Regions from separate parts of the Homo sapiens genome. Here region 1 is linked to region 2. Evidence: chromatin loops called from intact Hi-C (ENCODE). Cell type or tissue: dorsolateral prefrontal cortex. All regions are shown on one strand.

The links. Hi-C counts contacts between places; a loop is a spot of excess contacts. Peaks named below come from ENCODE experiments on the same cell type or tissue, not always from the same donor. Only the 100,000 strongest peaks of a DNase experiment are listed, where the experiment ranks them.
Region 1: a loop joins it to region 2, with 4 times the contacts of the local background. A loop is called at or near these places in 9 of 110 quality-filtered maps.

The regions. Positions count from the first base shown.
Region 1 is chr2:196,845,182-196,853,181 of GRCh38, forward strand. PGAP1 (post-GPI attachment to proteins inositol deacylase 1) reads right to left here. Exons shown (of 27, transcript NM_024989.4): 21 at 2,766-2,856; 22 at 1,822-2,019; 23 at 701-836. Among named protein-coding and RNA genes, the nearest start is that of C2orf66, 40 kb to the left of the region's middle. In dorsolateral prefrontal cortex, a CTCF peak has its summit at 4,894 (motif pointing right); no DNase peak of the experiment used is centred here.
Region 2 is chr2:197,002,032-197,010,031 of GRCh38, forward strand. It overlaps ANKRD44 (ankyrin repeat domain 44), which reads right to left. Exons shown (of 28, transcript NM_001195144.2): 19 at 6,913-7,000; 20 at 5,775-5,892; 21 at 3,663-3,879. Among named protein-coding and RNA genes, the nearest start is that of PGAP1, 79 kb to the left of the region's middle. In dorsolateral prefrontal cortex, no CTCF peak of the experiment used is centred here; a DNase peak (open chromatin) is centred at 3,740; H3K4me3 peaks cover 710 bases; H3K27ac peaks cover 2,400 bases.

The DNA.
Region 1 (8,000 bases), 160 kb before region 2:
TTTTAAGAAGCATATAAATTTCCTTTGGAAAACTGAAAATAATATATGATATGCATGTATTTACACTTTTAAAAATTTCATTTTTAAGGAAAAAAAGAATTATCCACTCTGATGTCAACTGTCTGTTCCTAAGAATAACATGGAGAGAATACACTTGTATTACCTCCTGGATTTTTTTTTTTTTCTTTGCAAAGCTGTCAGCTTTATCAGACACGTTTTTCACTTCTTCAGTAAAAATATTAGCCTAATTATTTTTATTGTCATCTTCTGATCCTTCAGCAACATTTGTAACATTTTATATTATCTTAGTATGATTAATAGCTTGATCCTACTGACATCACTTTTTGTTTCGTCTCTTACCCATGTTCAAAAAGAGGTGTGAATATAAACTGCCCTAGTGAAATGTTAAAAAAAAAAAAAAATTTAACACTTGTAAAGACTAAGAAGCAAGCAGAAACAGATTATATCTTCTCCTTTCCCTTTCCTTTTTAACAACAAAAAAACCCCAACTTAGATCAATAATTTCCCTTTTCCAGTTAATTGTATGTAATTTAAATAACTAATTACATTCAAACCCGTTATGTAACAGAGGGTTACTACAGTGTTTATGAGAATTTTTGTTAACAATGCCTACGGAACATCCTACATGTATGTGCCTAATACAAAGCTCAATCATTTTGGCTTTACTGATTTGACATACCTTAAACACATAGTAAAGATAAGAAAGAAGTATGGCTAGTGCTCCACAAGTTGTCCAACTAACTATGATCAAGACAATTGTCAAAAAGGGCAAGTCTGGTGATATCATCTTGATATCTTTAGGAAGTTCAGAGGGTCTGGAATTATAAGAATAAAGTTTAAAATATATATTAACAAATATTTATATAGTCACATATAAGAAGAAAACAATATAGTACCCTCCCAGTCTCTCTTGCTTATATGCAAATACATAAGGTAAACAACAAGGTATTTTTTAAATAAAGGCAAGTGGTCCCAAATATTTGATTTTAAGTTCTGTAATGTATTGTGATAACTCCTCTACCATTTTGATAATACTATAGCTGATACTTGTACTACAGGTGAAAAAATGTTACCAAAGATAATCATTAATTATACACTCTGTGCCATACATCTCCAGTCTTGACAGGAGGAGAAACTATGTTCTATTTCTTAAAGCCTAGAGACCACTCAGACCCTTGATGGTGTTACTATCAGAACCCCTATCTGAAGCATCTCAGAAGGGTGGAGGAAGAAGCATCACACCCACCATAATCCCCTCTGTGACAGGAAATCACATGACATGTCTGGTAAGGAGGAGTGGCAATGGGCACTAGATTGATGATTTACCAGGAAAGCCTACCAGTAACTTCAGATTCAAACTGTGTCATTGGGCCCATAATAAAACTCTAGGCAATGTTTTTGGAGCTTTTATATATCTCATCTAATCTGATCCTAATATCTGGTTTACAGTCTCTTGCCCCCTGGTTTCAATATAGAAGTCAGCATATAAAAGCAATATTATGGGAGAAACAATCCCTCCTGGGAAAGATTCACAACCACGAAATGTAAAACTATCTGCGTAATTTGTCAAACTTTTCTTATTAACTCTTGAGCGCTAAGGTCAAAATCAAATGTAACATTTAACTCTTAATAAATGATTAGCTTTCACAGACATAACTTTGAACACTAACCCATACTTTCGCTAGTTATATATTTTTCCTTAGAAAATAGTTTAGTAAAAATAATTAATTTCAGGTTCCTTATCAGAATATATATTTCTTCTTAAAGCAATAAGAAAGCTGTTAATCATTCATTCTTTACCTTTTCAAAGCTAGCCACAATGAAGAAAGAAGTCTCACAGATGCAGAAGACAGTAGGCCACTCCAGTAGGCAGTACACGTTCCAAACAGAAAGAGAATCAAGGATATCAGGGGGAAACACATACTCTGACAAGTTAAAATGACGGCATCTAATTCTGGTAACAATAATACATCCCACAATTCTTTAAACCATTTATACCTGTGGAGAAAAGAAAATATAAAAGCAAAAAACCCAACAACTGAAATTTAAGGACTTAATATTTGAGGTGTCTGACTATTCAAGAGAGTCTCTAAAGTTCCATGATACTTAATTTATAATTATACTGAAAAACAAATTTTTAATTCTTTGTATGGAACAAGTCATTTATTTTCCAAGTGAGCCTACTGATCTTTGAAGATCTGCATTTCAGTATAGCTTTACTAATCTATATTGATACTAGTAGAAAGTAATATGTTCTTTTTTTTTTTTTTTTTAGAAAGCCAAGTTAGTTGTAATGATGGAAAAAAAGATCTACATATTGATGCTTAACCAAAAATCTGAAAATGTGACTAAATTAAGAATGGAATGTTAACTAGGGTAGAGAGGTCTAAAATATACTTTTAAAAGTGATCAGAGAGGCACTGTTTCATCAATACCCTGTAATGATTTGCGTTTGAATCTAGGATACTCACAGATCATGGACCATATACACCTATTTACAAACATTAAAGGCAGTCTAAGTTTAGACTGATATACATAAAGTGAATAATTACTTTTGAAATGATACTATTGAAGTAGACATTGATATACTTATTAGACCTTTGCCTAAGAGAAAAAAAAAACCTCATTTAATGAAACAAGTCAACTGCCAAATCTGTATGAAAATTTATATTGCATTATGGAACCAAATATAATGTTACATGTAAAACACAATTAAAATCATTATCACAGATAATAAAACTTACCCCAACAGAAACTTAATGATAATTACAAAAGGATCAACTTTGTATGGTTTGGCTTCTTTATCCAACATGGTAGCATATTCTAAGCAACAACCTGGTGATTTAAAAAAAGTTACATGCAATTTACAGTAATTAAGTATGAGATATACTATATCCCACGTTCTCTAAAACAGCAACATATTTTATGTCAGAGAAAGTAAGGGTCTTCATTACTATCACAGAGACTCTTCTTGAAAGATTAAAAATAGCTGTAATTCAATGGTTCTTATATTAGAGTACACATTCAATCACTTGTAAAAACAAATTCAGGAAGTCAAAGCTGGGGTTTCACCAGCTGTATTTTCACAAAGCTCCACAAGTGATTTAAAAAATTAGCTTTATGGGACAAAATTCTGATATAATTCTTCTATTTAAACATATACAATTTAGTGGTTTTTAGTATATTCAGAATTGTACATCTATCACCACAGTCTTAGAACACTTTCATTACCCACAAAAGAAAGTTTTCTTTTAACTATTACCCCCCAAATTCCCATCCTTTGGCAACCAGTAATCTACTTTCCTTCTCTAAAGATAGGCCTATTCTGAACACTTCACATACATGGAATCATAATATGTGGTCTTTTGTGATGGTCTCCTTCCACTTTTTTCAAGATTCATCCATGTTGTAACATATACCAGTATTTCATTTAATTTCTTTTTAATCAAATTCCTTTTATTCCATTGTATGATTATACTACATTTTATTTTTCCATTCATCAATTGACAGACATTTGGGTTGTTTCTGCTTTTTGGCTGTTATGAATAATACTCCTATGAACATTTGCATATAAGTTTTTGTATGAATATATGCTTTCATTTTTCTTGGTTATATTCCTAGGAATGCAGATGCTGAGTTATGCAATAACTCTGTATTTAGCCATTTGAGGAATTGTCAGACTGTTTTTCACAGTAGCGACACTATTTTACACTCCTACCAGCAGTGTATGAGGGTTCCAGGTTTTCCACATCCTCATTAAAACTTATTATTTGTCTTTTTAAAATTATAGTCGTTCTAGTGGGTATAATCCACAGGTGATTTTTGATAAGCATCCTTGGTTCAGAACTACATATTTAATTGGCTGGATACATAATCCAGTACTTAAAGCCTCTAGATTAACCAGCATCAAATATCCCCTAGATGTACATTCTATATGTCTGAGAATCAATTATCAAGTCAGTTGAAACCAAGAAAAACGAGACCTTTTTCAGACTTTCAAAACAAGATAGACATTTATACTTAAGTCTGGTTCTGGTTGATGTCATAGTGTCAGAATAATTTTTTTTTTTTTTTTTTTTTTATAAAGAGTCTCATTCTGTCACCAGGCTGGAGTGCAGTGGCACGATCTTGGCTCACGGCAACCTCTGCCTCCCGGGTTCATGCCATTCTCCTGCCTCAGCCTTCCGAGTAGCTGGGACTACAGGCACGTGCCACCACGCCTGGCTAATTTTTTTGTATTTTTTTTTTTTTTTAGTAGAGACGGGGTTTCACCGTGTTAGCTAGGATGGTCTGGATCTCCCGACCTCGTGATCCACCCGCCTCAGTCTCCCAAAGTGTTGGGATTACAGGTGTGAGCCACCACACCCAGCCAGAATAATCTCTTAATTAAAAGGCTGGGTCTGGCACAGATCAACTGAATATTGCTTACCACTTCCTGGAATATAGGTTAAATCAGGTTAAAATTAACACTAAAGGCAGACTTGAAATTGTATAAAAGTAACTGAAGGGCACTAAGTAGCTGTAGAAAGATTTGAGTGGAGGGGATTTATGGACTGCTGCTTTAATATATTCAGGCCAAATTCTTTTTTCCCTGCTCCTGCATCCCTTAATCACTGTCCAAGCCCAACGAAACAAAGTTTTAGCCTCCTGGGAAACTAATAACTGCTATACTCCAGGGAAGGTTTTGTCCATTGTACTACAGTTTCTACATCTGCTTCTCCAGATCCATTCTCCACCCCTCACTTTTTCCTGAATTCTGGGAGGCTGACTTTTATAGACTGGCTTCTAGGTAAGTTCAGGAATTAAGAGGTATCAGCAGATAGGAGGGTAGGAGAAAATAAGGTTAGTGTATGTATTTCCTCATCTTTTTCCTGCTGAGCCACAGGGTGGCAGTGGTTGTAGTGTTCCTGCACCCAAGGCTACAGCTCCAGGAATGTTATCCACTCCTAGAGCCCTCTAGGTTTGTTCCTTCTCTTGTCCTGGTACCTTGGAGTACCAGCTGGCTCTGTTACTAGTTTAGCATCTTATCATTTCTTGTTGGTTTCTCTTAACCCTGCACATATACCTTTGAAATAGTCCATTATAATCTCAATTATTCCATTCAGTATGCCAGGATCTAACTGACACAGTTGATGCAGCTCAAATATTACAGTAAATGCCTACTGTGTGCTTGGCACTATCTTAGGCACTAGGAATAGAATGGAGAACAAGATCAGGCTCTACATTTTAAGAAGTCTTCAGACTATAGGAAGAAAACTTCAAGTGCCAGGGTATAAAATGGAGAAAACAAGTGAGGAATTTTCTTGGGGATGTCTTAAAACTTAAGAGGATCCCAAACTCTTGCAAATTTGGGAGAGAGGGACGATAAATTTAAGAAATCATCTGTCTTGTTTAGCCACATGTAGGATGACAAGGCAGCAAGGAAGCATTGGCTCTTGGAAGGAAGGAGGGAAGGAGGAAGGAACAACAGATGGACGGTCAGAAGGAAGGAAGGAAAAATGGAAGGAAGGGAGGAAGGGAGGGAAAGAGGAAGATGAAAAAAAGAGATGGGAGGGGAAGGAAGGGAAGAAAGAAAAGGAAACAAACTAGGATGACAAGGAAGGAAATTAGGGAGTGAGTGTCTCTTATTAGAAGTATACATATTATGAACGATTCTTGCAGCAGCAGCAGCAAAAAAAGAACAGGGATGGGGATTGGTGGGAAATAACCTGAATCTGATCACACCTATAGCTCTAATTATCAATTTATAGAAAATAGAAAAACATGTTCAACTCCAGCAAGGGGATGGAATCAGTAAACTCCAAACATAGAAAATGCAAAAGTATAAAAAAGTTTTATTTGATAAATTATAAGGGGAGAAAAAGAGATGGAGAACAGACCTTACAGATAAAGAAACAATTCAGTTCTGACAATGAAAGTTGTCAGAATCAAAATGGAGTCACTGTTTTTTTGTTTTTTTTAAAAAAAACAAAAAAATAAAAAAACCCTGACAAATAGAGCCAGGGAAGGCTGTGAAGGGAGGGTTCTCATGCTTGTATACATAATAGCAAAACTGTCACAGAAGACTCTGCAAAAACCACAACTCTGCACAAAGGCCACTGCAACCTTACACACACACAAAAATACTTCTCTGAGGACATCTGCCCAGCAACTACTTGTCCAACCTCGGGCTGCCACCACCCTTGTTATGGATCCTTATAGGCAAGGATAATTATTTCAAAACAATTATGTAATCCTCCTCATTTTTTCTTTAACACCCATTGTCTTCCTTTACCTTCCTGAATATGCAAACAATTTACTATGACCTGTGGACTCCTGTTCCAATACCCTATTCCCAAATAAACATTATTTTCTTTTAGAGAGCCCCTCTCTGTTTGTTATTTAGGTTGACATGAAGAGTGTCCAGAGGTAGGACCTTGAATAGGATTACTTTTGGACACAGTTTGTGATGCTTAGAACTGGTGTGCAGTACTCATATGAGCCCCTGGAGCTCTCTGCTTCCACGGCACACCTTTTGTCAGGCCAAGACTCTCTCTCCCTCTAAAATCAAGGTAGAACCTCTTGACTTTATTCTGGATCTGGTAAATAAAGGACCTTACATCTCTCCTGGGATGACAGAAGACCTTTTGTCTTTTCTGGCAAGTCTTTCCTGGTTTAAAGACAAATGTCTTTGTGGTTTGAGGACCCGAGTTTCTACGGAATTTACATTCTGTTCGTTAGACATGTCTTTTCTAGGGAATTTACTTTTGGTTTTCTGTGTGTCAAATTTAATATTTTACGTGATCTGCATTCTACAGGCTACTTTACCCCAAATTTTGTTCCACAGCCTTAATTACATATAGGGGCCCAATTTTGTCAGAAATGTAATTTGGATCTAATTATCTTTCATAAACCAGTGAGTTTGTATTACTACTTTATAATTAAAATCTAATTATCTTTCACAAACCAGTGAGTTTGTATTACTACTTTATAATTAAAATTCCAAAATGAAATCTATAAGGCTTTTGAGTATGTCTATATATGTTCAGGTACATTTATACATATGTACATGTATTGGCATAGTTGGCCAAAAATCCCCTAAGAAATTCTATTCAGATTGGCTTCAATAAATGAGTACTCATACAAATTATATACTAATTAACCCAAGTGTCTTTTAGCTCAGTGACTTAAGTAAATCTTTAATAAATAAGCTGGTTCTCATCTATTAAATACTAATAAGTGACAGTTCAAATTACTTGTTAAATTTAAGGTTACTAAGAGTTAAATTTCTAGTTAAAAATAGAAATTAATTTATAATAACAATTCTAATTAATGTATATAAAATATATCAAAAATAATGTATTATTGATGAGAAAAATTATAAGAAAGGCATACAAATGTGTTCTTTATTGACAAAAAATAATTTTGTCTAATTTGGATGTACTTAAAGGTGTTTCAAAATATAGATTTAGAAAAAAATAGAAACAAGATAGAAAGGAACCAGTAAGTAAGAGAGAGATGTGAATAAAGTTATGGGTTGAGAATGTGTTTTTGGTAAGGAAGGTTAAAAACAAAACAGAATAGTTTTTATAAGAACAACTTATGTGATCCATTTTTGTCCTAAAGTAAAATGACTGGTTATTTAAGAAATAGGAAATACTTGGACAAGACAGAAAGGCTAAGCATGTTATCAAAGGTCTGAGTAAGTCATGAAAAAAGTTGATGAAGAGTGACTTTATGAAAGAAAATTCTGCATGTGATCAAATTGGCTATAAAAGAGATTTGTGTCTTTCTAAAGATTAAGATTCGATATTAAAGATATACTAATGCAAAACTAAAAATTTGGTCCCCTATGTAGAAGCAGCAAGGCTTTCTTGAAATATTCATTTACTCTTAGAAAATTGGAAAGGGTTTTGATTTTTAACTCTGAAATCTGTTTCATTAACAGCCATCCTCTACACTGTCCAGAGTTTCTGTTTCTGCCACATTTCCTCCTGAGA
Region 2 (8,000 bases):
ATGAACAAATAAAACAATGAAGGTCATATGGTCTGGTGAAGAGAGACAGAGAAGATGACTCATTTGCAAGCAGAATATATTCTGTTTTATTCTCAGCTCTTGAAAGATAGATGCCTCACACAGGCATGCTTCAATTTGTCCACATTTATAAGAGGAAATGTACCTTTCACCCATACAAATACTTCCACTTACATTATGCATTCTAGTGGAGAGGCGAAACTGTGATTAGGAGAAAACAGTATTTGAGATAATGCATGTGAAAATTGACTATAAAATACTATATGTGTTTTAACTGCCCCCAAGAACAGTTCTTGGCACATCATGGGCATTCAGTAAGCACTATTCAAATAAGTAGATGAATGAATATGTGAAATTATTTTCAACAAAATGGTAGGTAGTTTCCAAATCAACTGAATTCAAGTTAAGTAAGGTCCTAGCTGTCAGCTTACTTGTTATGTGATCTGAGGCAATTTACTTGGGATCTCTGAGCCTCAGTTTCTCACATATTCAAAACTGGACTAGGAATACCTGCCCTACCTATGTCACAGGATGGTGAGAACTTTACTCAATAAAGGGCCTCAGTGTGGTTTGTGACGTTCTATACAATTGTAAGACAGATCTTGCTGCCTGGTATTGTCTCCCAGGAAGAAGGGTGATGGTTCCCCAGCCTGACTAAGCATTCCCTCATTACAGACCTGGTTAAAACAAAAAACAAAAAACAACGACAAAGTCTCTGTGGTTCTCAATTCTAATGTGGGAAGGCATTGCCATTTTGCTTTGCAACACAGATTGTCCTGAAACCTCTTCTTGGTTGAACTCAGTGCTAAGTTAGTGAAAGTTCCCTTATGATCTACCTCAGAATGATGTAGATGGGACAATTTGAAATATTAAAATACAAATCAAACTTTTCTTATATCTAAAAAGAGAATAGGCAATATTGCTTTTAGACAGATTAAAAAGCTTATGAAGTAATAAATATAAAAAACTGGCAGTGGCTGGGCATGGTGGCTCATGCCTGTAATCCCAGCATTTTGGGAGGTCGAGGCGGGCGAATTACTTGAGGTCAGGAGTTCAAGACCAGCCTGGCCAACATGGCGAAACCCCATCTCTCCTAAAAATACCAAAAAAAAAAAAAGATGTGTGGTGGTGCCTGTCTGTAGTTCCAGCTACTCGGGAGGCTGAGGCAGGAGAATCGCTTGAACCCAGGAGGCAAAGGTTGTGGTGAGCCGAAATCACGCCACAAGCCTGGGTGACAGAGTAAGACTCCATACACCCCTAGAAAAAAAAAAGCCAGCAGCTCTAGGAAAGTTGTATGATTTAGCCTTCCAACTAACTACATGGAACCGTCATTGAAATAGTCCCAGACACCTCAAGTCTTCCAAAGGATCTAGCTTAGGGTAGCATCCACACATAGCATTCCTTAAGTGGGGACTATATGAATCCCAATTTAAGAGTCTGTACAGGTAGGACTGGAGATGACTGAGCTCCTTTCAATATTTCAAAGTGCCTAGTAAAAAGGAGTCTGGGAAGATGGGAGCTTGAAACTCAGTCCTGGACAAAGGCTGCACTGAAAGGGTGAACGGCTTAGGAGGAGACTGCTCCTCCTCCCCTGCCTGTACCTGGAGAGGCTAGGAACACAGACACCTCTCACCCTGAGCCCTGAAGAGAGGATCTGGTCTGTGTCAGGTTTGCGGCCCGCCATTATAATCAGCACTCTCACTGCATCCTTCTCCTCTTGTAGGTTCTCCAGTGCCAGAGAGCTCCCACAGCTTGACCCAGATGGGGGTCACCCATTAGTAGGTTAAAAAAAAAAATCACAATCCTCCAATGGCAGGAAGGGAACAAAACCAAGTTGAGGAAATAGAAAATTTGGCTCTTACTGAGCAGAATGAATGAAAAAAGAGGACCGTAGTGAAAACACAGTAAGAGGTCTTAAATTGATATAATTAGAACACACACACACACACACAAACGCCTTTTGTGGAACTATTAATGGTTTCTAAATTAAAATTTTAATTGACTAATTGAAAATGTAAAAAGAAAATTATAGAAGCAAAGTAAAAAATACATGGGAAAATATCCATATAATCTTAGGGGTAGGAGACCTTTTGAAGAGAGACTGGAAACCTGGAAACCATACAAAATCTGATAGGATCTTGGTTTTGTTCATTGACATATTTCAAGTATCTAAACAGTAGCTGCCATTGTAGTTATTCAATACATATTTGTTGAAAATATAATAGAAATGTATCTCTGTAACTGATTCAAGTACATAAAAGCTCAAAATCTCTAAGTGGAAAAAAACATCCTAAACAAGGAACAAAAATATTCATATTTCTAAGACATTCATATCATTAAACATTCATTCATATCACATTCTTATCACCAAGACAAGGTGCTCCCACAAGCATACGAGAAAAGATAAATAGCTCAATAGGAAAAAAGTGAACAGTGGATGGAAAAAGTAATTTCTAGAAGAAGAAATACAAATAGCCAGGGTACTATTAGATAGGGAAATGCAAATTGAAACAAGAAGATACCTTTTGCCTCTCAAATCGACAAAAATTTAAAAAGGTGTTATTCTGGGTTGGCAAGCATGAGGAAAAACACTAACTTTTATACAAATGTTTGGTGAAATAATAAATTTTGATATCCTTTTTGCAAAATAATATGGTATAATTTATTAAAATTAAAAAATACACAAACCCCCTTACTCAATAATTTTATTTCTGGAAACTTATCTGAGAGAATTTATGGTACCATAATATGGACATGCACATTGCTGCATTGCTTGTAATAGGAAAAAAGAAATCTGAATGTCAATCCACAGAAACCTGGTTGAATAAATAATAAGTTCTGGTATACATATTGCTATGAAATAATATACAACCATTATAAGATCAATCCATATTGATACATATTGACTTGTAAGAATATCTGCAATACAATTTAAACACCAACAAAAAATTATAGAATGGCTGCTATTTGTTCTATAATTCCAGTTTCAAAAAATATACACATTAATTTATAATTATTTATATTTTCAAAGGAAAAATTATGAAAGATGCACACAAAATTACATTAGAAAGTAGGTTTAGAAATGGAAACAATTTTACTTCAGATATTTCTGTACTTTGGAATTGGTATAATTAGGATGCATTTTTAAATTAAGTGAAATACAAATTTAAAAATCTCCCAAATAATAAGTACAACAAAATAAATAAGGAATATGAAACACAACAAACACCAAAAGATGAACCATGCATCTACTAGTAATCAATTGTGACAGGTTATTAAATTATATACATATATTTGGTATTAGTTTTATTATTTTAATCCCTTGTGGGATCCTGGTTATATTATATAGATCAGAAACCCTGAATAAAATTGGTCATTTAAGCTTATCGGTTCTGATTACGGTTAAGTGTTAATGATTAACTAAAAGGGGAAAGTGAACTTTTACTCAGTTAAGGCATCACAGCAGCTGTGGAGGGGTGAGAACTATTAAAAAAACAAACAAAATACACAAAAAAGATATCTTGGATGCAGAAAGATTAGAAACCATGGTTTGCAGAATTACATAAGGCTCTCACCTCCACTGAGCTCACAGTGGTCCTGGGGTAGGAAGTCTAGTGGAATCAGTCAAATGATAAGCAACTCACCATTGTAACAAGCCCAGTGCAGCGGCGTGTAGCCTTGGTTATCTTTGAAACAACAGTCCTCCTCAGAAAGAGCCATTTGGAGCAGCTCGCTCAGCCACGTGGCGTGGCCACGAGCAGCTGCATAGTGCAAGGGCGTCCTCCCTCTGGAATCTTTACAGAGAATTGACACTTCTTGTTCCAGCAGCATTTGCACACATTCCTCGTGTCCTGTCATAATCTGATGCATTGTAATTAAAAACACAAAACAAACCTCAGAAGACTAAGGAAGCAAAGCAGTTGGCTAAGTGAGGCTGGGCTTAGAGCAAGTGGACATATGCCTGGGTCTTTAAGGAAGGCAGACTCTGTCCTATTTCAAGGGCAGAAGGCAGGACAACCTCAGCAAAATTCATAACAGAAAAATCTGTGAACATCAGCATTTTCGAAATATCTCTTGCCTCTCCTGACAACTGTGAAAGATATCATGATGCGGCCGGGCGTGGTGGCTCACGCCTGTAATCCCAGCACTTTGGGAGGCCGAGGCAGGAGGATCACTAGGTCAGGAGATCGAGACCATCCTGGCTAACATGGTGAAACCCCATCTCTACTAAAAAAAATACGAAAAATTAGCCTGGCATGGTCGTGGGTCCCTGTAGTCCCAGCTACTTGGGAGGCTGAGGCAGGAGAATGGCGTGAACCTGGGAGGCAGAGCTTGCAGTGAGCCCACATTGCGCCACTGCACTACGGCCTGGGCGACAGAGCAAGACTCCATCTCAAAAAGAAAGAAAGAAAGATATCATGATGCAGCAGTAAACATGAGTTTTAGAATCAGGAAGATCTAAGTGAAATCTTGGCACCCCTGTGACAGGTCAGTTCGCCTCTCCATCCCTCACTCTATTCACCTATATATAAGAATAGTAATAACAACTTCAGAGGACGTTGTGAGGACTGAGATAACAGATGCAAAGGCTCTCAGCTTGTTGTACAGCACACAGGAAGCAACTGAGAAATAAAAACTATGACTGTGACAATGATCACATAGCGTTCCTCTTCTCTTCATTTATCAGTGTACTTGGTACCAGCCCAAAATAGCAATTTTATGATTTCTGCTTGTGTTTACTTAGTTTATTTGGCATGCTTTAAAAAACAGTTCAGAGGGTGCAAGTGGCTAATGCCTGTAATCCCAGCACTTTGTGAGGTGGAGGCAGGAGGATCACTTGAGCCCAGCAGTTTGAGACCTGCCTGGGCAACATGGCAAAACCCCATCTCAACAGAAAATACAAAAATTAGCTGGGCATGCTGGCATGCACCTGTGGTCCCAGTTACTGGGGGGAGTTGAGGTGGGAGGATCATTGAGCCTGGGAGGTGGAGGTTGCAGTGAGCTGAGATTGTGCCACTACACTCCAGCCTGGGTGATAAGAGTGAGATTAAAAAAAAAAAACCAAACACTTCAACAGATGTGTGCAAATAATTGCCCACAGGATACATATTTTGGCATTATTTGTAAGGACAAACAATTAGAAATTGCATAACTACTGAAAACCAGGTAATCATTGAAATAAACTATGACACTTGAACACAATGAGGCATTAAAAATCATGATGCAGAAAAAAATGAAATGAAAAAAGATCCTTGATATACTAAGAGAAAAAAGCAGAATCCAAATGATATCTTCAGTATTCTCTTTTTAAAATCTAAAACAAATCTATATATAGAAAAAAGATTGGAGATAATATACATCAAATAGTGGTTATCTCCAGGAGGTATGATTACTGGTGATTGTGATTTTCTTCTCTGGGCTTTAAAAAAAAATATTCTGCAAATTTTCTATGATATACTTGTATTTTGTAGTCAGAAAGCAGAACCAATTTCACCAGCAGTAGGTGTTCATGCATCTATTATCACAATCTAACATGAAATCTTAAGAGCAAAACCTTCCATTATTTTGCCTTTGCCAAGGATTTTGTAATTTCTTTTGGACTGAATAAGGTTAATTGGTTGTATTAGGAAACAATTTTTGCTAAACATTTTTTGCTAAAAATCCAATCAAAGTAGGCCCTTTGTAATTGTTTGCTAAAAAAGAAAACAAGCTCATTAAAAAAATTGCTTGACTAGAGCTGAGAAAGATGTACATACCCCTCTGTGTAAAGCTGTGCATCCTAGGATGTCAACAGTGTCTACGTTGGCTTCCTTTTCAAGTAACAATGAAACAGCGTCAATATGTCCATATGCTACTGCAAGCATCAGTGGTGTTCTAGGCAGAGAGATAAAGCAGGCTTTTAAAAAGGAGATTTAAAAAAATATTCATCACTACCAGTAGGAAGACATTCTCTTTCTCCCATTCTCTTCCCCTCTCCTTTTGACAATTTCTTAATATTTTCTAAGTGTCCCCAGTTTGCTATACAATATGCAGAACAAGCTATCTGCCTCTGCTCTAATGGCCACATGGAATGTTGTTAGTGGAATGATCCCTAGGGATGAGGCAGGGGAAGCTTCCTTTTCAAAATATTCATGTTAATCCCATCATTTTCAGATCCATGTAGCATTTACTAGATATCAAGGGCGGGGAGTATGTGTATGCAGAAGCCCCTCTTGCTTCCATCAGAGCAGCTCTACTTTGTAGTATTCTATGTTGGACTTCTGCTAAAGATTTCATTTACACAAAGCTTCTTTCCCTAAAGAAAAGTCTGTCAAGTCTCCGGGAAAGAATGAAGTGTTGTGATGCAAGAGGGAGGTGAGATTCTGACTATCACACTGATTCACATGCCTGGGGCTAGTCACTGCTGACTTTTGCTCTGCATTTCCTATTTGTAAGAGAAGATTAGGTGGGGAATATGCCAACAGAAGGAAATTACTTTGAAAAAGCAAAGTTGAGGAAGAAAAGGCATCTGAAGGATTTTAATAATAGAGATAACCTCATGAGGTCTGTCCTATTTATTAATTAGAAAATGGCAATGGTGTAGCAGCTTCAGAAGAAGGTAAAAATGGGCGGAAAGAGGGAACAAAGGAGAGAATATAAATAAGAGCCGGGAAACATGGCCACAGCCCTTAAAAAGGTGATCCTTTCATCAAGACATGTGCACACCCACTCCTTCATGCTTTTCTTGGATATACGCACTGTGACTTAAAGCCACCTCATTGTGTATTGGTCCTGGTCCAAATATATTCCTCCAATTTCTCGGTTCCGCAGTCAGCCTTGTAATGATTTAAGAAACCAACCAGGTAGCTGCTGTGATTGAAATGTCAACCCAAGGCCACGTGTGAGCGCACTTACTGTCCTTTGGCATCTTTCACATCGACCGCCTCCGGGTTGTCTGCAATTTCTAGCAACAGCCGTAAACACAGTGTGTGACCATTAATTACTGAAAAAGAAAACAGTGGACAGTCTTTTAACAGAACAACACTACACATATCTCTTCCAAATGACTTTTTCTTTTTTTTGAGATGGAGTCTTGCTCTGTCGCCAGGCTGGAGTGCAGTGGGGCGATGTCATCTCATTGCAATCTCCACCTCCCAGGTTCAAGCTATTCTCCTGCCTCAGCCTCCTGAGTAGCTGGGATTACAGGCATGCACCACCATGCCTGGCTAATTTTTGCATTTTTAGTAGAGACAGGGTCTCACCATCTTGGCCAGGCTGGTCTCGAATTCCTAGCCCCAGGTGATCCGCCAGCCTCGGCCTCCCAAAGTGCTGGGATTACAGGCATGAGCCACCAAGTGACCTTCTGAGACAGAATCTCACTCTGTCGTCCAGGCTGGAGTGCAATGATATGATCTTGGCTCACTGCAACCTCCGCCTCCCGAGTTCAAGTGATTATTCTGCCTCCCGAGTAGCTGGGATTATAGGCATGCACCACCACACCCGCTAATTTTTGCATTTTTAGTAGAGATGGGGTTTCACCATGTTGCCTAGGCTGGTCTTGAACTTCTGGGCTCAAGCAATCTGACTGCCTTGGCCTCCCAAAGTGCTGGGATTACAGGCATGAGCCACCGTGCCTGGCCCCAAGTGACATTTATTTGGACTTCAAATCAGTGGTTTTCCATTGTTGCCGCTGGATCCCCCTCGGCTTCCAGCTCAAGGTAGTTTCCAGGCAGAGTGCCTCTGTGTTAATCTGTCTTCCCCCTTCTTCCTAGCAGGGTGCATTGATCCCCACCTTCCTTTTCTAGTTCCTGTGTTGAGGGTTTTTTCTTACACTTGGGGTCCTTTCTTATCTCCTGTCATGGGACTAATAATCTCTCCCCACTAGTCAGCTCCCCTTTTTGTTCCTCTGAGTCACCCAATTCCATATAATCATACTGTATCTACCCTGCCTCCAACCCCTTTAAAAAGAAGGAAGAAGGGAGAGAAGGGAGTGGAAGTGTGAG